Regions from separate parts of the Homo sapiens genome. Here all the other regions are linked to region 3. A link is a loop called in an ENCODE intact Hi-C map of the cell type or tissue named here. Cell type or tissue: PC-3. All regions are shown on one strand.

Region 1 (8,000 bases), 830 kb after region 3:
ACTCTTCATGCCTATATTTAATCAAAAGGAATGTAACTTAGTTTTATCAACTTCATTCACCAAAGCTAGCTGGGAGGTACTTTTAACCATTTGTTTAAACCAAAGCCAGATACAAAAGATGAAGATTTGCCATGATTGAGAATTTGCCCACAAAATTTTGCTTCCTTAAGTGAAGGGGATACATATTTTACTTGCTGGACCGAGCTCAGAAACCTTGGGAAAGTCATAAGCCACGGAACCAAACCCTGTTCCAGAGCTGAGAAGGTGGAAAACGGGTGTGTGGATGACTCAAGGTCAGCCCTTGGGAAGCTGGAATTCTCTGGAACTTCTGAGAAAGAAAGACAGCCTCTCAGAAACAATTACATGGGAATTTTCACAAGCTGGGAAGATCCCTGTAGCTCTAACCAGGATTTGTTCTCATTCTGTGGGAGGAATGGAAGGAAAAAGAAGTCTTTGAGAGCCCTAAGCTCCTGAACTTGAATGCAAAGCAGGCTTTGGAAGTCAGAAGAGCACTGGGCCACTCCTATCTCGTCCTTGTTCAGGATAAATGTACCCCCTATACCATGCGTTTCCCCCAACACACACCACACACACACACACACACACACACACACACACACACACACACACACACACACCACTAAAGAATAGACTTCCTGCCTCTGTGCTCTACCAGAAACTTTCAGCATCTAGGGTTAGCATCTTGCCTTCCATTTGCACCTCAAACATTTCATTCTTCACGTTGTTATCATTATCACCCTATCATTACACTGCTGGTTAATCATGATTAAAACAATAAACAAATAATTTTTCCCTGGTGAGCATAAATAATTGCAGATGAATACATATTGTTCGGGCCCATGTAACATTATATGCTATTACAGACAGTATGAGAGGATGTTTTATTGTAAGAGATAATTTTTCCTAATTGTAATGTTTACTCCCTTCAGATTCTAACCTTCTGAAGGCCCAACAAAGTCACCTAGAGGGAGTTTGCAGCTCTTGCCTGCAGTTTAGGGAAAAGTGGCTTTTCTACTTGGTGATAACTCTAAAGTGAAAATGTGAAACCAAGTGGAAGAGGCCAGGGGGTGCTTTTTCTACCAGATGTTAAAAGAAAAAGAACACGCAGGATCTAAACTCTAGAGTGAGCCTCACTGCTGGGGGTGACAGAGCAAGAAGAAATCCAGGGGTTCATTCGATTAACTTGGAAGGCTCTTACTAGGGGACACTAGTTTATTGAACAGGCTGGGTCAGTAGCTCCAGCAGGCTGGAAACAGCTCCATCTTCTTCCCTCCCTTGCCCATCACACTGGCTCTGCCAGCTCTCCCTTCCCACCTCAGAGAGGCCATCTCCGGCATATGCCAGAGTATTTTTGGTTGCACATGGCTATTAGCAGAGCCTCATTTTAAGGTATTAAAAAGCTCATCACCTGATCTATTCTCAAAATATGCAGCTCTCACCCAATCTAAGATTCCTTCCTTTCTTCCAGCTCAGTAATGAGCAGCAGGGGGAGGAGGCTGTGGAATCTTCTTTTGCTGTTTGCCCCCCTTGCTCTGTTTTCTGCTCCTCCTGCCCCGCTCACTGTGCTGCCTCTGGCATCTCCAGGGCCAGGTGGGGAGGAGGGACTAGAGGTAAATGGGTCTATTCACTGGTGACCTTGCAGTCTGCGAGGATGCCCTTTGTGTGCTAGATGCTCAAGTGCTGGCTCCTCCTCACATGAGTGACTTTTGTGGGTTCTTAAGAGACACCCCTACTCCCACCTCTCTTTCCATGGCGTGTCTTTCTTACACCACAGCATTCCCTGACCTGACCCCCACAAGGCACTCTCAGGCTGACTGTGAAGACCCCATACAGCCTCTTTTTGCTGAGATTTCTGAGCTTTGGCAGGACGTCCTCTAGGACAGGTGCCTTTCAGGATGACTCAAGCCTGCTAGTTTCTTCAGCATTCGTTTAATCCACAGGAAATATTATGCATCCATGCCATCCCTTCTCCCCTGCAAAACTTGGAAGCCAAAAGCCTTCTTACAGCCACCTGTTTTTGCTCTGCCATCAGCAGCAGCTCCAGGCAGCCTTCTGCCTTTGGGCTTTTCCAGGCAAGAGTCAGGCTTCTATCTCCAGTCACCTTCCCACACCTCCTACTCTCACCTCGCACTCCCACCCCCGACCAATGTTTGAAGGGTCTACATCAAGCTCTCAAAGGAACTTGGAGTCCAGGCTTCTGGGTGTCACTTCATGAGTTGTGCCTCTACCCCACTGAGTGAACAAATCTAAGCCACCGAACATACCCTGTGGGATTGGGGTTATGCCCCCACCCTTCCTCTCCATACACTGGGCCCCATGCATGGCAGGTGGCTCTGTTAAAGATTACTGACCATTTTTCTCTTGAGACTATTGTAGCTTTTACAGCGCTAAAAATTTTAAGCATAACACCCTTCTCTACCATCATCTTAGGCAATTTACAGAGATAAATTTATGATTTTGCATCTATAGCACATGAAGTATGGATTTTTAAAGATTCATTAGAATATATAATTCTCACATAAAAACATTTATACTCATAAACAGTATTTCCATAAAGATGATCTCATTAGATATAAAGTTTATCTCTGGTGAATTAAAGTTAATCCTGAAAATCTTGTCAACCACACATAATATATGGTACCTAATGTATCTGATACATTCTGAAACAGATAAGTGGATGAAATATTTTTAAAGCACCACATCTAGTAAGGCAGCAGAGAATTAGAAACGGATTTTATTTCTTGTTCTTCAATATAGTAATTGGTGACCTTGAGAAATGCCATTTAACCTTTTCATGTCTCAATTTTCTCATCTATAAATAGATATAATCATCACAAAGACCCGCTGTGAGCAATAGATGAGATAATCTTGAGAGCTCTAAAGCTCTACATATAACAGAAAGGCATTATTGGGATTAGGGCAGAGGATCTGCAGCTCTGCTGTTGCCTTGAACAATTTCCATGATTCTGTGACTCACTTTTACTACCTGCAAAATAGACACCGGAAGGCGTCTCTCCAGTTTTCCTTAGAAGGCAGAGTCTGTATAAGAGAAAAAAGCTGATTTCAGGGTCCAGCAGATTTAATTAGCTGCACAACCATGGGCCAACTCTCGAGTGTTAGAGAGGATAATGATGACTACCTCACAGGGTTGTGAGAATCAAATGTCTTAAAGGAGAACAGTGCTTAGTAAATAGCTAACAGTGCTCAGCCTGTACAATTGTTAGAATCAATATTGGGTTTCCACTGAAAATTACCATGGGGTTACCTTGCCGTTTACTGCCTAGGTCCAGTCATTTCTGAATAAGATTAGTTGCTATGGTTACCTTCCCAAAACACCACAGTTGAAAACGTGTTGGAGATGGGAATCGATGGTAGGAGGCTTTAGCGGAGGACACAAAGCAACTTCAGCCACTGAGACATTTTAATACATGTAAACTCCTTCCCTTGGAAACCTAAGTCACATTTTGCCAAAATGGAAATGAACTCAGGAAGTGGACTTTCAGAAGTTCTGCATTTGGCCAGCCTCCTTCCCCCATCACCAGGCCCTCAAGGACAGGTGCGTTCTGGCCCTGAACCAGCTCCAGAGCATCTCAGTTTCTTACCCCAGGATCTGGCAGTTGGAAAGATGTTGGTTGCCAGGCAGAATTCATCAGATTCACTTCCCAGATGCTATCGCTTCTGATGCCGAAAGAAAAATAGGTTGCCCAGCAATTGAGGTTGGAAAGGACAGGTGTAGCTGAGAAATGCACAGTGTTGCACAGAAAACAATAATGGGTTATTTTTGTTAAAATTCATTAGCATGCATATTTGTATATTCCAGGGGTCCTCACATCCCGCAAACATACTTAGTCTCTGGAGGGGCTAGCACTAACATCCCCGGTTAAAGTGTCCCCCACAGGAGTGTTATAAATGGTATTTGATCTGTCAGAATCAGTCACAGCTCCAACAGCTCTCAGCAAATGAATACAAGTTGGTCTGACCCTGCTTCCTGTTTCCAACTAAAGCAAACCGAAGACCTGAAGAGGCCTCACAGGCAAGAGTATTTTGCACCCGCTCCTAGTGAAAAGACTCTTTTCTGCCTGGTCTTTTTTCCCAGACATCCCAAGGAGCTGTCCTGCTCTTATTTGAAATTCAAACCAGAAGGAAGTCACCTCCGCAAATGCCAAGTGTCCAGCCTCCACTTCCATGATGATTCAGCACCACCTAGGGGCCATTGTCATTCATTTCTTGCCAGGCTCATTTCTTGCCATATTCATTTATTGCCACAATAGAATTCCTTTTTAAGTATTGCAGCTGCACCCGCCACCGCCCCCTCGCCACTGCCATCCACATAAGAAAAGTACAGAAGCTTCTCTACACACATTTTTCAAGACTCGGTTCCAGATCTACTTCAGCTGGAAACTCTGGTCCACTAGCTTAGCACACAAGGATCACTGCTGAGGAGTGTGGTTCACATTTACAATACACCACGGGGACTTCGCTTTATTATTATAAGAACTGCTATAAGCATCTACTACATGACAAGGCATATATAGTTATTTCTAATGTATACAATAGTCCTTCAAATTGGGTAGTAATCCATTTTACAGATGAAGAAACTAAGGCTCTGAGAAGTTAAGCAATTTATCCAGATCCCAAACCAGGGTTGACTTACTCTTTTCACTGTAAAACGCTGTCTCTCTAATCTTACTGTGCGTAGAGCCAACATGGCAGTGAGGGTGCTCATTTTAATGATTCTAAAGCAGAACATTCAAATAAATCTTGTCCTTCAAAGAAGTCACTTTGAAGCCTATTCTGTCATGCCAATAGCTAATGCTCATAACAATTGAGTCTCTGCTATAGGAACTGCCTTCAGAGCTATTTGTGAGCTGCACGACCTAATCTCATTACCTTAAAGTATGTTATATGTTTGAAAAAAATATGGTAGATACCATTGGAGGACTGAAGGATGTGCCATCCCAAAATTTGTATGTTGATTATTTCTAATGGAAAACAATGGAGAAATTCTAGTTTCAGAAAGGAAGAGCTGATCTATATCTTCCTGTATGGAGCAAGGGATAAAGAATCCTCTGGGACGGATACTCTTCGAAGGCCCTGAGATTTATCCATACCAGGATGAGAAAATAGCCCTTATCACCAGAGACTTGGAGGCTGCAAGGAACCCGAATAAACAAACTTACGAACAAAATAACCTTTATCTTCCACTTGCTTTACACCCCCTCATATATCTCCTGTGACTCCCCTAGAAAATTTTACTGTCCTAGCCAGATTTTCTTTCTCCTGTTGTTTCTTCTCAAATTTATCATTCTTTGTCTAAAAAGTATAAGAATATCTTACTTTGGCCTCTTGTTCAGACTTCACTTTCTTGTGAAGATCCCCAAGTACATGTAAAACTAGTAAAATTTATACATTTTTCTCTTGTTAATCTGCCTGCTGTCAATTTAGCTTCTACATCCAGCTGACCAGCCCACTAAGAGCTAACAGAAGGGTTGAAGTTGATCTCTGGTTCCCCGGTACCATGCTGTTCAAGCAGTGTAATCTCCCAGGTCCCTCCTCAGTAAATTTCGATTCAGTATCACTGGGACAGGCCCAACAGTTTGTGGTTTTGTCAAGTACATGTGACTGTAATCACCAGGAAAGCTTGAGTAACACTGGTGCGATGATACAAGCATGAGCTCTGGGGTCAGAAGGACTTGGGTGCAGATCTGGCTCTGCCTTTTTTCTAGTTGTGCACCCCTAGGAAAGGCAATTAAGGCCTTGAGTATCAGTTTATTCATCTATAAAATGAATATTAGTAATCATTAATAACCACCAAACAGGGGTGTGAAGACTGAATGATATAATGGGTGTGAAATGCTAGCACAGTGCCTGGCACATAGTAGGCACTTAATACATGGTCATTACTATTGTTAACTTAATCACCCACTCAGCTTAATGAATTTGCCCTATGTGACTTTTTGTTATTTCTAAAAATTAAATCCACAGTGAAAGGATATGAGGATACATAAAATACACTATCATAACGTATATTATACTTCATTAAAAAGTAAACAACTAAAGATCCTTAGGAAAAGTGATAGATGATAGATAGCCAGATAGGTAAATTTTAGGATAGGAAAATGTTCTAGAAATGAAAAACCAAACATTTAAAACAGTTTAACACTCAGGAGAATAACAAGTTTCTAGAAATACACACACACACACACACACACACACACACACACACACACACACACACACTGATACAAAAGGTAGAAACAATCCAAGGGCCCATCTGCAGATAAACAAAATGTGGTATATACATACAATAGAATATAATTCCATCTTTTTAAAAGGAAGGAAATTCTTTTTTTTTTCTTTGAGACAGGGTATCATTCTTTCCCCAGGCTGGAGTGCAGGGGCATGATCATGGCTCACTGCAGGCTCAATCTCCTGGGCTCAAGCCTTTTTAATTTTCTTGTAGAGATGGGGGTCTTGCAATGTTACCCAGGCTGGTCTTCAACTCTCAGCCTCTCCATCTTAGCCTCCCAAAGTGCCCGGGCGAAAGAAATACTGCCACATGCCATGACACGGATGAGCCAGAAAACACTACGCTAAGTGAAAGAAGCCAGTCAGTAAAGAATAATACTGAGCAATTCCACTCTATAAGGTGTCTAGAGTAGTAAAATTCATAGAGACAGAAAGTAAATGGTGGTTGCCAGGCACTGGGGGAAAGGGGAAATGGGAGTTACTGTTTAATGTGTCAGTATTTCCGTTTTGCAAGTTGAAAAGATTCTGGAGCTGGAGGGTAGTGATTGTTATATAACAATGTGAATGTACTCACTGCCACTGAACTGTACATTTAAAAATGGTTAAGATGGTAAATATTATGTTGTGTATTTTATCACAATTTTAAAAAAAATTAAGAAAATCAAGATGATATCAAATCACAGTTAAATATGAGTTTCAGAAATAGCTTGTTCGGTTTGTGTTGCTACAAAGAGCCCCATGTGAGTGAAATACTTCTAAGTGTACAGATTACATCCTTTGGAAAAATGAGCAAGTAAATTCACAAGTAATTTTGCATCTGTATTCTCAAACAATGTGACCGCACTGCCTTAGTTGCCTGTTTTTCTTTCAAACTATTCATTTACAAGATCACTCAAGAAATGTTACTCAGCTAAGTGGGAGGCTATGACTGGAAAACCTGTTCTGCCTTAACCCTGGCCTGGGGGATGCTTTGAAAAATGGCTGTGGTGCATGGAGCACTCTAAGGAAAACACTGAGGGGTGTTATCATCCTGTCTTAAGGCACTGTGATCTGTGCAGAGCTCTGCCCTGGGGCAGCTGGGCAAAGAGCAGGTGCATCCAAGGCTTGGCCTGTGGCCTGGATGACGTGGAACCCCCGTTACAATAGCCTGCAACAGCACAGGAGTAGTGGCTGTCGGGGGAGCTTCATCTGAACCCAAGCTGGTGAACGGGGCTTTGCCCCTCTGTTTTATTTATCTTTAATTGATTTTCTTTAACACTAGGTTTTCTTCAGGCCTCACATTTAATAAGATGGAGTATTTTTCTGATGAGTGTAAGCAGCATCTGAGCACTTCAAAGGTTCTCGAATAGAATAGCATTGGCTCTTTGTCTAATTTAACTTAAAAGTTATGACGAGGTGAAAGCTCATTTATATATTTAATATATTTCATGTCTTTCTTATTTATTTATTTTTTGAGACAGAATCTCACTCTGTCGTCCAGGCTAGAGTGCAGTGGCATGATCTCGACTCACTGCAAGCTCCACCTCCCAGGTTCACACCATTCTCCTGCCTCAGCCTCCCAAGTAGCTGGGACAACAGGCACCCGCCACCACGCCCAGCTAATTTTTTGTATTTTTAGTAGAGACGGGGTTTCACCATGTTAGCCAGGATGGTCTTCATCTCCTGACCTCGTGATCCGCCCGCCTCGGCCTCCCAAAGTGCTGGGATTACAGGTGTAAGCCACCGTGCCC
Region 2 (8,000 bases), 650 kb after region 3:
TCTTTGTACAACACCTGGTCACACCTAACTTCAAAGAAGTTGAAGAAGTACAATCATATCACGAGACCAGAGGTAGAAAGTCATACAGATTTGAGACTACACAAGTGATTTCCACAATCACATTTTGATAACAGTCAATATTGAGTTGATATTTAAATTATAACTATGATCATTAAGAATTTTTGAAGGAAATAGTGATGGAAAGATAGTGTGGAATGCATGCCCTGAAAATGTGGGGAATAATAAATTAGATCTCATGATACCAAATCTTCAGAAGACGAGTCACATTAATGGTTTCCATTCTGTGTCGTGGAATGTCCCAGACACTTTTATAATGGGTAAGGGGTTGGGCTCCAGGCTCCTTTCCTTTTCTGTCCTCAGCTTTGTTCATCTGCTTTATTTGGTGTGTGGGGTGCATGTTTGTGTGTGTGTGTGTGTGTTTTTGATGAATTTTTGTTTCTCAGCACCCATTCCTCTCTTCTAACAGCTCCCAAATTTCCATGTGAAGAATTACACCCTTCATATTGTATAAAGCCTCAAGATGTCCTGACTATAAGCCACACAGGCTATTGGTTTCTACGAGAAGCTCTCACCACCTAGGTACAGCCAAACATGTGACCCCAGCTTAATCAGACTCTCTCCCCTTAGAGTTTGACCCTCACACCAGCAACTACAATGGCAAAAGAAAAGGTAAAAGTTCGTTGCCACTTTGGTTGTGCAGTATTAAATTATTTTTCAAAATATGGCTTTATGTTTGATCCCCAATCTAAGGAATCAAGCATTTGCCTGATGGTCAAATATCTGAATCCAGATAGTTCCTATTGACTATTTGGCAGGAATGTTATATCATTAGCCGTATTTAAACTCATAAATATCAGCCATGAAGATTGAGGAGATGGTGCCAGGATGATACAAATTATTCGTGGAAAATGGTGTCACTGTTGTGCAGAAAGGGCACAACCCTAAAAAGCACCTTATTCAAAGTCAGTAAGTGTGTGAGACAATGTTCTTTCTCTTCATCACAGAGAGAATTACCTGTATATTCAAAGCCTCATGCTTACATCCTCCCTTCAATCAGGTGCAAGCATTAGTATCTTTCAAGTGAATTTCCTTATGCTTTAGTTAGCTCATTAATTTATCTTGCCTACAACGAAATAACCCTAAGTGTATAAAGATTTATCAAGGTACGTTTTTATTTTCTTGCTTGTTTTTTTGCAAAGAGTTCCATGCTAAAATATTAAAGTTTGGACCAAATGATTTTAGATATTGCTCCTAGTCTTATGCTTTTAAGCTTAAAAAACAACAGAAGAAAATGCGTTTTGCAGATCTGGCAGCTGACTCAATGCAAATGTTACCACCAACAGGAACCACAAAGAAACCTAGGTCAGTAATATGATCATGTAAAAGATGTCTCAATATCTTTCCCACCATCTTCCTGCACTGGCCTGTGAAATTTAACTCTTTCTTAATATTTCTTAAATGACATTTTTCTTAAATGTTTCTAAACATTTAAAAGCTGCAGCCTTGCTGCATGTTCTGGAGCTGTGTGATACGGGTTTTCCTTGTAAACCTCACTGTATGCTTCTCTCCGTGATGACGAATAGGAACATTATCTCCTGCACTTACTGACTTTGAATGAGGTGCTTTTTAGGGCTGCGCCCTTTCTGCACAACAATGACACCATTTTCCATGAATAATTTGTATCATCCTGGTACCACCTTTACAATCTTCATGGCTGTTATTTCTGAGTTTAAATATGGCTAATGATATAACATTCCTGCCAGACTGTAGGAAATACCTGGATTTAGATATTTTGGCATCAGGCAAACACTTGATTCCTTAGATTGGGACTCAAACAAAAAGCTGAAAAGCTATCTTTGGAAAACAATTGAATGCAGGAATCATAAACATCATAATGAGCTGAGGGTAGACCATGCATTCCTCTCACTAGAGTGGGTAGTTGGTATCTCATTAGGACTGTTGCATGTCTTAAGAGTTCTAGCTGTGTGCTCTGTTTGGGATTCCTGTTATTGTACGGGTTGCAAAGAGTTAACATGCATTTTCTCTGTGATCTATCCAATGTGTACTTATTTTGTTTATAGGACCTTGCCACCTCACCATAATGTTTATAGGTTTTCTTGATGATTTCATTGCCTCTAGGGAATGTACTGCATCTCACCTCTTGCACATTACTCTTCTGTGGGAATCTGAACATTCTGTGTCTTGCGCTGCCCAGAGGAGTCTACATTCCACTCCTGCCTTCTGCTGAGTCCCCATGCTGAAAGCCCACCTGCTTCAGTAATTCTCCAGTCTTCCCCTTCCTGCCCCCCTCACTTGATTATTGATGAGCTTTCTTGAGCTGCCACCACCCCATTAAATAACCCAGTTCTGCACTTGGTGAATGGTTTCCCACTCTCTGCAAAATAGGCACTTCTCCCTACTTGTCCAGAAAGCAGTCTGGTCGCTGCTAGGAAGGCCTGGCCTCTTGGCAGAGGGCCATAGGAAGAACATCACCCCAGCACTGAAAACCAGTTTTTTGGTGTGTAAATGTTTTGCTTGTTTGTCTGCTTTGTTTTTTAGCTTTAAAAACATCACTCGGCCATGGGAAAGGCAGGTATATTTTGATTGCTACCAGCAAGGCATGGAAACACTACTTCTGTGCGTTCTCAACATGGATCACTCTTAGAATTAGGTAAGAGAGCTGAATAAAGAGAGTTTTGCAGAAGAAGGGATTTGCGGAGAATATAGAACAAAGTTCCAGTGCAAGAGGGTTGAGGAAATCAGAAAGCAACTAGTTTTCTAAATTAAAGGGAAACCACATACAGACTCTGGATGAATTCAAAGGCATTTAAAGGCTGGGCTTTTTTTCTTTAAGTATCATTTTCATTTGCACAGATTTCCCAAGCAATCCACCTGGCTGACTTTACTCTTCTCTCATCCATATGGAGGTCTCTGGCTAAGTCCAAGGAGCTATAAACAAAAAAATACAAATAAGAACTGTGTAAACAGGAAGTCAGGCTCCCAAGCGAGAAATGTGTCTAGTAAACGATGTGACAACACTAAGGAGTCATTGTAGCACTCCTTGCTCTGATCTTATCCAGCTCTTTCATTTCTGTAAATGTGCCTGCGTAAACCAGCACCCCAGCCAACAGCCTATTGCAGGGGAAAGACACCTGCCTAGCCTCCCTCTTATTCCTCCATCACTTAGTCTGTCCCGAGATGTCATTGTCAGGCATTGGAAATTACAGAGTCAATCTGCCCTGCCTGTGATGGACTCCGTGTGAATACATCTCTTATGTGTGTTTCACACGCACGATCTGGTCAACACCCAGTGTTCTTTTTTCTCCTCCCTCCTCCCATCACCATCATCCACACGTGGCCATTCACCTCACAGTCTGGTATCTGGGGCCAACCTTACCTCTCAGGGGAGAGACTGATTTGATTTGCTCTTCACCCTGAACAAGGAGACCTTTCATTTAAAAAGGGAAGATGCTTTATTTCCCTGTGAATTAGAATAATGAAATATTTCTTGTAAACCTGGGAATTAAAATGGAGACAATATGAGTCCTTCAGTTTCTTTTATTGGTCTTCAGAGGTGAACGTGGGAGCAGTTGTAAATATGCATCAGGGTATCTCCTGGTCTGATGGTATTGAAACTCCATTCACAGCAATGCTAAGTGTCGCTGCCGGATTTGTCTCCAAGAGCTCCCTCCCATTTCTTCCCACCCTCTACCTCGCTTCCAGCTCCCTACCCTGGTTACAGTGACTTTGAAACTAGTAAGAAGCATTTTGAGGTGACACTCGAGTAGCTGTGTGGTCTGGAATGCATTATAATGTTATGTCTCAATTACAATATTCTTTGGTTGATACACAAGGCAGGCACAGCCAAGATCCAGCCTTAGGGCGCACTGCCACCTCCTGGAAAACCCTCTGTGTGCGGCGCCTGCTATCATCCTTCCTCCAATGCCACCAACCAGAAAACAAGCACTTGTTCATGGCCTTCTGTCTTTAGAATCCAAGATCTGGGCACACCTAGCCATCTTCTCCTGTCCCTTCAAATTGGAATGTACTAATTCCTGAAGGAAGTGAAAATGTGTTGCATTGTCTTTTCTTTTTTTCTTTTTTTTGGAGACAGAGCCTCGCTCTGTCGCCCAGACTGGAGTACAGTGGCATGATCTCGGCTTATTACAACCTCCACCTCCTGGGTTCAAGCGATTCTACTGCTTCAGCCTCCCGAGTAGCTGAGATTACAGGCATGAGCCACCACACCTGGCTCACCTGGCTCATCTTTTATATTTTTGGTAGAGAAAGGGTTTCACCATGTTGGCCAGGCCGGTCTCCAATCCTGACCTCAAGTGATCTGCCCGCCTCAGCCTCCCAAAGAGCTGGGATTACAGGCATGAGCCACCGCACCCGGCTGCATTGTCATCTTAATTACAAACAAGTAACTAGGTTGGGGAAGCCACTGGTGCAGAGATCCGTGATCATTACTCTCACCTTCTGCTCCTGAGGCTGGTAACAGACGCTGCTTACTGTAAATGAGTGCCTGGCACCAGTAGGATCCTGCCCTCGGGATCTCTGGAAGAAGTGCCAACATTATTTACATCATTATGCCTAGCGTTCCATTATTGCAACGCTAACCATGTGGAAGTTATTTATATCCCACTGCTCAAGGTCATTGCCAAGGTCTGATGGCAAAAATTCAAAAAATTGCAACCTCAGGCATAAATGGGTTAAGGACTGGACCAAGGACTTGGAGCAGAAGTCACATGCACAGGCAGAGTGTTGGAGTGGAGGAAGCCCTGAGTTCTTCGGCCCTATTGCTATGTGGTGATTGTTTGAGATTCCACCTTACCAGCATGTTGAGATGTCTAATGAGATATTTTCAGAAAACACCAAAGACACAGAAAAGCACCTATAGGTTTCCATTTAGACTCACAGCAAATGAAGACCAGCACACACAACTGTGTCTTCGAAGCAACCCTGCTGACTAGAGGAGGCTAGCTGTCAGGTTTTGGCTAGAAAAGCAAAAATACATCTGGGGAGATATCAGTCCCATCATCATGAAAAATAATGGGATAACATTTCTCTATCAACAGCTTTCCTTTAAAATAACAAAAATATGATTATCAGGCAAATAAGAACATATTCTCATTAATTGAATTGATTGATTTCAGTTAATTACCTGAATTGCTTAAATTCAACTAGTATCCCTCTGAGTCAGCAGTTCTTATCTTTTGAAAGGGGGGTTACAGACTCTTTGAAAAATATTTTTAAAATGTGAAAATGTCTGTATGCTTCTTCCAGAAAAATGTATACACATTTTTTCTATTATTTAATAATATCTGTGAAACCCCATCACCACTGCCAAAGTGATCTTAACAGCACTTAATTAAAAATGCCTCTTGTAGCTAGTTTTCTTTGCAAGCCTGGGTTCAAGTTTTGGGCATCCTGGTTAATTTGGGGAGAAAGGAGGGGCCACAGGAATATTTGCAATAAGCAGATCCCTGGGTTGGGCACCTACAAGAAATGGCCAAGGATATTTCCACTTCTCTTCTGTTCCCTGGCCTCACACTGAAAGTAGATTTAAACGTTCATCTTTTGAAAATCCTGGACCTTCAGAGACACACATCTGAAAAGCTCAGATAACACCTTGCTTCAGCTCAGCTCCGGGAAAACAAAGCTGAATCAGGGTTCTGCCATAGCACCTGTTTGGACATGCTCTCTGTATTTAGCCCTAGAGAAAAACCCTAATGAAAGTGATTTGGGAACATAGGCTTTCTTGTGGCAGGAGCATCAGACACCACATTTTCTGACAGTATCATTAGTATTAATAGTCTTAACTCCTAATATTTACTAAGCTCTTACATTGTGATTAGAGTAGGTGGTCTAGGGTGGACAAGTCACTCTGTCATGGAAAATCATCATTCAAAGCACTTTACAAACGTTAACCTACCTAATCTCCCCAACAGCAGTGTAAGGTAGGTCCTCTTATCCACAGTTTATCAATGAGGCAGTTGAGACACAAACATGTTCTGCGACTTGCCCAGGTACACAGCCATGAAGTGACTGGGCGGAGCTTTACCTGGGCAATATGGCTTCAGAGTTTTTGATGTTAACGCTTCCCTAGAGTGTCTCTCACTTACCTGAATCCTGGGAATGGTTCATGAAAATAGATTCCTGAAGATTTTGTGTAAGGGCACAGAGGCATGGTTGCTACAATTAAGCAGACACAGTGAGTAGAATGGACTTTGGCTTTGCTCTGGGGAATCCTGAACCTAATTTTGAATGTATGCCCAGCACATAGTTGAGAAATAAATGATTTTACCTTCTTTTTGAGAATATGACACTTAGAATCTGCTAGGGTGAACTCTGAGACTTGTAGAAAGGCCCTGTGCTTTTTCTGGGTTAGGGGGAAGCTGTTGCTTTTTTTTTTTTCTTGAGATGGAGGTTCGCTCTTGTTGCCCAAGCTGGAGTGCAATGGTGCAATCTCGGCTCACTGCAACCTCTGCCTCCCAGGTTCAAGCGATTCTCCTGCCTCAGCCTCCCAAGTAGCTGGGATTACAGGCACTTGCCACCACGCCCGGCTAGTTTTTTGTATTTTTAGTAGAAACAGGATTTCACCATGTTAGCCAGTCTGGTCTCGAACTCCTGACCTCAGGCGATCCACCCACCTTGGCCTCCCAAAGTGTTGGGATTACAGGCGTGAGCCACCGCACCCAGCCAGTTGTTGCTTTTTAACTGACCAGTGTCTACTCACTCTTCTTCCAACATAAGCGGCCTGATTTTATTTCCTATCTCAACCTACGTGGTTTGGGAAGCTGGTCTATGAGTGAACATGTGACCTGGGCTGGGACAACAGCATATTCCAACTTCTTGACTCATGGAGGCCCATTCAGTCCCTCTTTGGGAATTGTACTGGAATCACTACAAAAGAGAAACACTTTTTTTCCAGGGTTGTGGAGAGGATAGGATCCAGGACTAGAGCTGCAGGGGATGGGCGGAAGGACAATAAGAGCAGGGGTTGCATTTTGCTCTCACATGGAAAGAGCCTGCTTCAATAAAACCAACAGAAAAAGATCTGATGCAAAATTAAAATAGGGAAACTCATTAAACTCTGATAACATCTTTGGAATCTCTGGATTCTTTTATTCTTGAACTCCCTTCAGATCTTTTAGTTATATGAACCAATGAATTTGGGAACAGGAGCTAACATCAGATGCTTGACTTTCTGAGAAGTAAAGAGCCAGAGACATCCAGGTTATTTCTTTTTTTTTTTTTTTTTTTTTTTGAGACAGAGTCTGGCTCTGTTGCCCAGGCTGGAGTGCAGTGGTGCAATCTTGGCTCACTGCAAGCGCTGCCTCCCAGGTTCACGCCATTCTCCTTCCTCAGTCTCCTGTATAGCTGGGACTACAGGCGCCCACCACCACGCCCAGCTAATTTTTTGTATTTTTAGTAGCGATGGGGTTTCACCGTGTTAGCCAGGATGGTCTCGATCTCCTGACCTCGTGATCTGCCCGCCTCGGCCTCCCAAAGTGCTGAGATTACAGGCGTGAGCCACCGCGCCTGGCTGGTTGTTTCTTGACTATGATTTAATTCCAGCCTCTTCCCCACTCTGAGGGAGGGCATGTTCAGGTTTAGCCCCTTCTCCATTGCTTCTGCTGCAAACCCCTGATTCTCAACACTCCTCCCCAACTACCGCATCCTGCCTCATAAAAGATGCTGAGATTATTTTTAATTACAAATGTAAAATTAACTGGTATGTCCATGGCTATTATCAGGATCTCAAATTGAAGATTGTGTCTTGTACAGAGTGCAGATCATTTAAGCAATCAGACTACTTCCAAGTTTTTCTCACATTCTAAGAAAACTAATGAACCCTTCCCTAGCCCGCTCCTATGCCCGCCCCACAGAGGTTGAGTTAATGGCTCTTCTCCGCTAGTTGCTTGCACGTGCTCTTCATTTTAGTACTTACCATTTTGTGAGGTGTTTGTTTACTT
Region 3 (8,000 bases):
ATCCGCCCGCCTCAGCCTCCCAAAGTGCTGGGATTACAGGCGTGAGCCACCGCGCCTGGCCTCAATTTCTTTAAATTTTTTGAAGAACACTTTTAATACTACCTATATTATAACATTGAATAGGTCTGAGGAACTTACAGAATGTTTATATTCTGTCTACATCACTTCCTAAAAACAAAAAACATCCTTTTCACTGGGACTCTGGCTGTATGTATGTCACAGGCACTCCAGCGAGCTTAATCAAGAAAGGAAAATGTCTTGTCTGGTTACCCTGGGTTCCCATGGGACCTGAGAACCCAGGTGCAGCCAGGAAGGGCTCAGGACAAGAGAGGCATCAGGAAAACGGCAGCTGGCAGCTCAGCCCCAAGTTTCTGCTGGTGACTGCTCTCTGTAGAATGGTTTCTCCATCTATACCGCACAGTGAAGATGGCCCCATACAGGCATGGCTTTATATCTCTCCTTTGCTCAAGGGACCGGCCCAGACTGAATGTATTAGGATTGTTTTTCTTCTTCAGGATATGGAAAAAAAAAAAAAAAGCTGCTCAAATGACAGCTTAAGCTAATTAGGGAATTTAATGGCTCAAATAACTGAAAATTCCAGGACAGCTGGATCCAGGTGGTCAAACATCAACAGGAGGCAGCCTCTCTCTCCACCAGCGCCTTCACTGGCCACATTTGCTGCTAGTTTTGTTCTCTTGGGACCAGATGGCCAATAGGACCTCTAAATTTCTATCCTTCCCCAACAGGCTGGTTCTCTGAGAGTCTCAAGTCTCAGAATGGGTTCTGGTTAGGCCCAGCTTTGGTTACATGTTCACATCTCACCTACCTGTGGCCAGGTGGAAGGACTGTGTTCATATTGGCCAGGCCTGGGGCATGTGCCTGATCATGTAGTAAGGGCTGAGGATAGACCAGTCCAAACACATAACAGTATAAGCAAATGCTCTATAAAATGTGTTTGTTGGGCGCAATTCTAAGTAGATAAGTTAACTCATTTTAATCTCAGGTTATCTTTGTTGTTTACTCATACAATAATCACATTATCCCTATTTTATAGATGAGGACATTGAGACACAGGTTAATGCATTTCACCCAAGCCCTCACAGCTAATAAATTGCAGAGCTGAGTTGGTGCAGAACTTGCACTCCAGAAGCTGGGCTCCTGACCATCAGCAGAAGAGAACTGCTGCTACCAGGAAAATGAGAAATAGATGTTGGGCAGGCAGTAACAACAGATGTCTGATAGTCACTCTGCATTCTTTCTGCAGAGAGAATTATGTACCCAGCGTGGGGTTGGGTATCCACCCTGGCCTAAAAAGGGAACATGCCTGGGGGAACATAGGGATCAAGCTGTGCCAAGGTAGTAGCAAGGTGACTGCTTCTACTATGACCTTGGACATGGACTAGTTCCAGGAGACAGGAGGGACAAAGGCCTAAGTGTCCTTCTACCATTATTTTGCAGTCAGGCATCATAGGATTGGGAAAAGGACATTTCAATCATTCAGATAAAAGTAAAAAGCACTATTTTTTTTTTTTTTGAGACAGAGTTTCACTCGTTGCCCAGGCTGGAGTGCAATGGCGTGATCTTGGCTCACTGCAACCTCTGCCTACTGGGTTCAAGAGATTCTCCTGCCTCAGCCTCCCGAGTAGCTGGGATTACAGGCATGCGCCATCATGCCAGACTAATTTTGTATTTTTGGTAGAGATGGGGTTTCTCCATGTTGGTCAGGCTGGTCTCGAACTCCTGACCTCAGGTGATCCGTCCGCCTCGGCCTCCTAAAGTGCTAGGATTACAGGCGTGAGCCACCTCGCCCAGCTAAAGCACTATTTTATACACTGTTAACACTACGATTAAACTGCACTTCGGAATTACAAACAATGCGGGAAGTAAATCTATCTTTTTGCATATTCCTAACAAGACTGTCAGGAGAGGCCAGGCTCAGTGGCTCCCGCCTGTAATCCCAGCACTTTGGGAGGCTGAAGAAGGAGGTGGGGGGATCACTTGAGGCTAGGAGTTCAAGTCCAGCCTGGGCATCATGTCAAGACTCTATGTCAAGACTCTCTCTATACAAAAAATAAAATTAGCTGGGTGTGGTGGCACACACCTGTAGTCCCAGCTACTTAGGAGGCTGAGGTGGGAGGATGCCTGAACCCAAGAGGTCCAGGCTGCAGTGAGCCATGATTGCACCACTGCACTCCAGCCTGGGTGACAGAGTGAGAAGACTCTGTGTCAAAAAAAAAAAAAAAAAAAAAGACTGTCAGAATTTCTTTTTTTTTTTTTTTGAGACAGGGTCTTGCTGTGTCACCCAGGATACAGTGCAGTGGTGTGACTTCAGGACTCACTGAAGCCTCCACCTCTGGGCTCACATGATCCTCCCACCTCAACCTCCCACGTAGCTGGGACTATAGGTGTGCACCACCATGCTCGGCTATTTTTTTTTTTAAATTTTTTTTTTTTTGAGACAGAGTCTCGCTCTGTCACCCAGGCTGGAGTGCAGTGGTGCAATCTCAGCTCACTGCAAGCTCTGCCTCCTGGGTTCACGCCATTCTTCTGCCTCAGCCTCCTGAGTAGCTGGGACTACAGGTGTCCACCACCATGCCCGGCTAATTTTTAGTATTTTTAGTAGACATGGGGTTTCACCGTGTTAGCCAGGATGGTCTCGATCTTCTGACCTTGTAATCCACCCGCCTCAGCCTCCCAAAGTGCTGGGATTACAGGTGTGAGCCACTGCACCTGGCCTTTAAAAAAATTTTTTTAGACATGGGGTCTTACTATGTTGGCCAGGCTGATCTTGAACTCCTGGGCTCAAGTGATCCTCCCACCCTGGCCTCCCAAAGTGTTAGGATTACAGGCGTGAGCCACCACACTTGGCCGACTACTCCAAACAATATGTAGTCTGCCACACACCAACTTGTTTTTAGGATTAAAAATGTATTTTCAAATATTCAGTGGACCACTGGCTTATTTTGATAAAAACAGAGCTCTGCTTAATGGCTACACTGCTATACGAGTTGCATATGTTCCTCAATATTCCTTTTGGTGCTTCCTGAGCCATCTGATACAGCTTAGAACATTGGGAGGACAAGACGGTTGAGAAAAAGTAAATGACACCTTCCTAGAAAACTCATAATATAATGAGGCACATGTTCCATGTTAGAGTGCTGGAGAGGTGGGGAAGGTTTTGCTTTGTTTTTTGAGGTCATATGCTTGATTTCAGCAGAAAGGATGGAGAATAGGGAGAAAAAACAGAAGGGGCCCAAGGCTCCATGCCAGGCTTCAGGGATGAGCAGCCTGGGATCTAGCGAGGTTTAGTAATTTCCCAAAGTCATCCCATTTAAAGAGTCAGAGGAATAATTTAAATTTTCCATATTTGTCTGGCCCCAAAGCCCATACATGTTCTTTCTTGTGCCCATTGCTGGTTCTCCCTGCAAAAAGGGACAGAGAGAAAATAAAGGCAAGAAAGGGAGGTCTTCGATAAAGGGAAAGCTGAGAGGCAGAAACACCAAGTGCAGGAGGTAAGAGAGAAAGGAAATACTAAGAGAGAAAGCGAGAGGACCAAAAAAGAAAACGAAAAAGGAGGTAAAAGTCCCTCACTGGTGGTCTTCCAAGTTCCCTGAGGTTACCCTCGAAGCCACAGGCCCCACCTTCCGATGGAAGATTAATCTGGAGGCCGGGGACGCCGCCTACAGGACGGAAGAGGCCAGGAGAGAGAGGTTCAGGCCCCCGCCAGGCTCCCACCGCGGGAAGCAGGCTCCCGGGGGCGGCCCCGGGAGCTCTTAAAAATATCAGCGCTTGCCGGGCGCGGTGGCTCATGCCTGTGATCCCAGCACTTTGCGAGGCCGAGGCGGGTGGATCACCTTTAGTCATGAGTTCGAGACCAGTCTGGCCAACGTGGTGAAACCCCCGTCTCTACTAAAAATACAAAAATTAGCCAGTCGTGGTGGTGGGCCCCTTAATCTAAGCTACTTGGAGGCTGAGGCAGGAGAATCCCTTGAACCTGGGAGGCGGAGGTTGCAGTGAGCCGAGATCATGCCATTGCACTCCACCCTGGGTGACAAGAGCGAAACTCTGAATAATAATAATAAAAAAAAAAAATCAGCGCTCGGGCGGTAGGGGTGGGGGAGGTGGCAGTGGTTCACACCTGTAATCCCGCATTTTGGGAGGCTGAGATGAGCGGATCACCGGAGATCAGGAGTTCAAGGCCAGCCTGGCCAACATGGTGAAGCCCCGTCTCTACTAAAAACACAAAAAAAGCCGGGTGTGGCGGCGGGCGCCTGTAATTCCAGCTACTTTGGAGGCTGAGGCAGGAGAACTGCTTGAACCCGGGAGGTGGAGGCTGCAGTGAGCCGAGATCGCGCCACTGCACTCCAGCCTGGCGACAGAGCAAGACTCCGTCTCAAACAAACAAACAAAATCCCACAAAAATTAGCTGGCGTGCTGGCGCAGGCCTGTAATCCTAGCTACACGGGAGAATGAGGCAGGAGAATCGCTTGAACCCGGAAGGCGGAGACTGCAGTGAGCCGAGTTCGCGCCCTTGCACTCCAGCCTGGGCGACAGAGAGAGACTCCGTCTCAAAACAAAAACAAAAACAAAAACAAAAGCAAAAAACCAAACAAAAAAATCAGCGCTCGGGCCCCCTCCCATGGCCAGCTCTTGGGGCGGGGGACTGGTAAGGGAGGTTTACCCCAGCTGGTTCTAACGTGCAGCCGCGCTGAGAGCGCAGCGGGCGGTGTGGGGCGAGGGGCCCCAGGAGGAAAAAGAAGCCTGCCCCGGGAGGATGCCGGTCCCCGCACGGTCCCACTCAATGGACCCACTCCAGCCGCGCGCTCTGCCAGGGCCTGCGGCCAGGGTACCAGGCCCTCGGCACCTTCCACGTCCAGCGTGGGTCCTCACGGGCAGGTGCGTCTTGGCATCGGGAGGAGGGAGACTGGGGCACTGGAGTCTGCAGCGCCGCCTGGGGCCGGGGCTGGAGCCGAGCGCACGCCCAGAGCTCCGCGCTTCCGACTGCAGCCAGAGCCCGCCGACCCCCGCCCCACTTTAAAAACTTGGACTCGGGCGCCACGTGTTCACTTCCCCCACTGTGCTTTAGTTGAAAAGGGTTTTGTGACTTTTCCACTCGATTGCCGCCAAGCGGGCTATTACGCCGCTTCTGACCCCACCGTGGAGACGCGGGGACTAGAGTGACCATGCCTTCTTCGGAGCGAGCTGTCTCCATCATCCGCTAACGCGCCACCTTTAAAAAACAGGCACAACGCGCAAGCGACAAAGTCAGAGGCAGAGAGCGGCGGAGCACATGATAGAAAAGGTCGAGAGGCACATTCAGCGCCAGGTGGGTGGCTTTTCTCTCCCGCTAGGAGAGCCCAGGGCACCCCATGCTCTCCCTGTGCACCCGCGGCAGTTCGGCACCCCGATCTCACTCTTGCTCCCGCCCCCACAGCGCCTCCCTCGGCGGCGGGGGAAACGGATTAAGTCGTCCGTGTACCCTGGGGACGCACGAGGGAAAGCCCCGGTCCCCCCTCCCGCAACGTCACTCCTCCACCGCGCCACGGCCCGGCCCCGCCCTCGCCGTGAGCTCCGGGGGCACCTGCCGGAGGCTGGGTGCCGGGAGACCGGAAATGCGTGGCTCCGGGCCGGGGCCGCCCGCCCCCGCGTCGCGGGCTCTTTAAGGCCGGCGGTTTTCGCAGCCAGCCCGGGGCGGGGAAAGCGGAGCGCGCGCTCCACGCGGGACCGCCTCCCGGGCCGTAAGTACCGGCGTGGCGGCGCCTCAGCCCGGCCTGGGCGAGCCCTGGGTGCTCCGCCGGGCAGCTCACGGCGCCCCGTATGGCCTGGGGATCCTAAGAGGCCCTGTGACCCCCCTCGCCTGGTCTCCCTCTCACCCCTGGAGGGTTGCCGCAGCTCCGGGGCCCCCGGGCAGGAAGGGCGCACTGGTCGTCCCGGGAGAGGGGTGAGTGGGGGGCAGCTATAGGGGGAGTTCGGGGAGGCCTCCGAGTCCCCGCTGTCCCCGCGAGCCGCTTGGAGGCCCCCAGTGTCGCTCACTTCCAGGGTCGGGGAGACGGAACTGCGGCGACCATGTATTTCTGGTTTATCAAACCGCTAACACCCAGTCTAAGGGCAGGTTCTGTCCCATTGTTATCACTATCGAAGCAGCCGATGGAGGAGGGGAGGTGGGTAGCGAAACCGTAGCGAAAGAACCCGGGCCGCCCGGCTGGCTGCAGCTGCAGTCCGGGCGCCCGGGTCTGGGTTGGAAGCGCTGCTTTCCGCGCTGCTCTGGGGCCCTGGGCGATCACCGCCGCTTCCGCCGCTTGTGTAGTTCTGAATTCACGGAGTGGTAGCAGTGCAGTGTATAGGGTATTCTGCGGAAGTTGGAATGTTCTGGGCTTTTTTTTTCTTCTTCCCCAAACACATCCGTTGACACAAATTCCGAGCCAAATCTCACTCAGATTCGGAAGAGCCATGCAAAAGAAATTGGACAAAGGCTTCCTCCACCTGTTTCTTTTTTTCTTTTGAACTTGTAAACGACCTTAAAAGCATTTGGAGTTAGTTAAGAACAGATAATGTATCTTTTGGCCAGAGCGTCACCCAGGATTCTTTTGCACGGCAGGTCTGAGCAGAGGGCGGGGTGCAGGCGGAATGGCCCTCGTGCCCTATGAGGAGACCACGGAATTTGGGTTGCAGAAATTCCACAAGCCTCTTGCAACTTTTTCCTTTGCAAACCACACGATCCAGATCCGGCAGGACTGGAGACACCTGGGAGTCGCAGCGGTGGTTTGGGATGCGGTAAGTAAGCCCTGGGGGACCTCTGAAAACGTTCACACTTGCAAGACTGGCTTTTATTTTTTATTTTTTTTAGAACAGCTTTATTGAGATATAATTCACATAGCATACACTTTACCTATTTAAAGTGCACAATTCAGTGCGGTTTTAAAAATACAGTATATTCACAGAGTAGTGCAACTATTACCGCTTCAATTTTAAAAGTTTTACTATCACTGCCACTCTCAAACCCGTATCCCTTAGTCACTCCTCTTGTCCCTCCACATAGATTACATTTTAAAGGTGTAAATGAAAGCTGAGGAAAGTTAATGACTTGTCGGAGAGGATAGGAAGGAAAGCCCCCAACTGCTTTGGACACGAGTTAGTCTTTTTTTCTTTTGAGACATAGTCTCGTTCTGTTGCCCAGGCTGGAGTGCAGTGGTGCGATCCTGGCTCAATGCAGCCTCCGCTTCCTGGGTTCAAGTGATTCTCCCACCTCAGCCTCTGGAGTAACTGGGGCTACAGGTGCACGCCACCACACCTGGTTAATTTTTGTATTTTTTGGTAGAGATGGGGTTTCGACATGTTGGCCAGGCTGATCTGGAACTCCTGACCTCAAGTGATCCACCTGCCTCAGCCTCCCAAAGTGCTGGGATTACAGGCGTGAGCCACAGCGCCCAGCCGAGTTAGTCTCTTTATTTCACAGAGTATTGTAAAGTGGCAGAGCCCAAAATGGAGATTATGTGTTTTCTTTAAGTTTTCCATAGTTGTAATTGTTAAAAAATTGTAACTGCTTTTTAACTTCTTCCTCTCCCTGCCCTGTTCTGACTTGAGCCCTCAGCATCTAGCCCCACACCTAGGACTCAGTGGGAACTCAATTAATGTTGAATGCATGATTGGCATAAATACAGTTTGACAGTTTTAACATTGTTAGGGATGTTAAACACGTAGGAATAAAAATCTCAATATATTCTAATGTAGTAATACCACTTCTAGGAATCCAGTCCAGGTAACTACATGGAAGTTACTCTGGTAATAATAAAGATATAGGCCTGGTGTGGTGGCTCACACCTGTAATCCCAGCAGTTTGGGAGGCCGAGGTGGGCAGATCACTTGAAGTCAAGAGTTCGAAACCAGCCTAGCCAACATGGCGAAACTCCATCTCTACTGAAAATACAAAAATTAGCCGTGGTGGCGCACACCTGTAGTCCTAGCTACTCGGAAGGCTGAGGCAGGAGAATCGCTTGAAC

What was found. A loop is a pair of places that touch in the nucleus more often than their neighbours do. Peaks named below come from ENCODE experiments on the same cell type or tissue, not always from the same donor. Only the 100,000 strongest peaks of a DNase experiment are listed, where the experiment ranks them.
Region 1: a loop joins it to region 3, with 6 times the contacts of the local background. A loop is called at or near these places in 3 of 110 quality-filtered maps.
Region 2: a loop joins it to region 3, with 4 times the contacts of the local background. A loop is called at or near these places in 6 of 110 quality-filtered maps.

What each region holds. Positions count from the first base shown.
Region 1 is chr2:206,796,921-206,804,920 of GRCh38, reverse strand. No RefSeq gene overlaps it. Among named protein-coding and RNA genes, the nearest start is that of MIR3130-1, 18 kb to the right of the region's middle. In PC-3, a CTCF peak has its summit at 4,225 (motif pointing left); a DNase peak (open chromatin) is centred at 4,210.
Region 2 is chr2:206,977,825-206,985,824 of GRCh38, reverse strand. No RefSeq gene overlaps it. Among named protein-coding and RNA genes, the nearest start is that of CPO, 42 kb to the right of the region's middle. RefSeq lists a silencer at 3,838-3,987. In PC-3, a CTCF peak has its summit at 3,912 (motif pointing left); DNase peaks (open chromatin) are centred at 2,144 and 3,904; H3K27ac peaks cover 1,281 bases.
Region 3 is chr2:207,623,003-207,631,002 of GRCh38, reverse strand. METTL21A (methyltransferase 21A, HSPA lysine) reads left to right here and starts at 5,609. Exons shown (of 4, transcript NM_001127395.5): 1 at 5,609-5,941; 2 at 6,599-6,774. The coding sequence starts at 6,628. RefSeq lists enhancers at 3,736-4,438, 4,439-5,143 and a silencer at 5,414-6,013. In PC-3, a CTCF peak has its summit at 4,972; DNase peaks (open chromatin) are centred at 5,532 and 6,332; H3K4me3 peaks cover 3,592 bases; H3K27ac peaks cover 2,983 bases.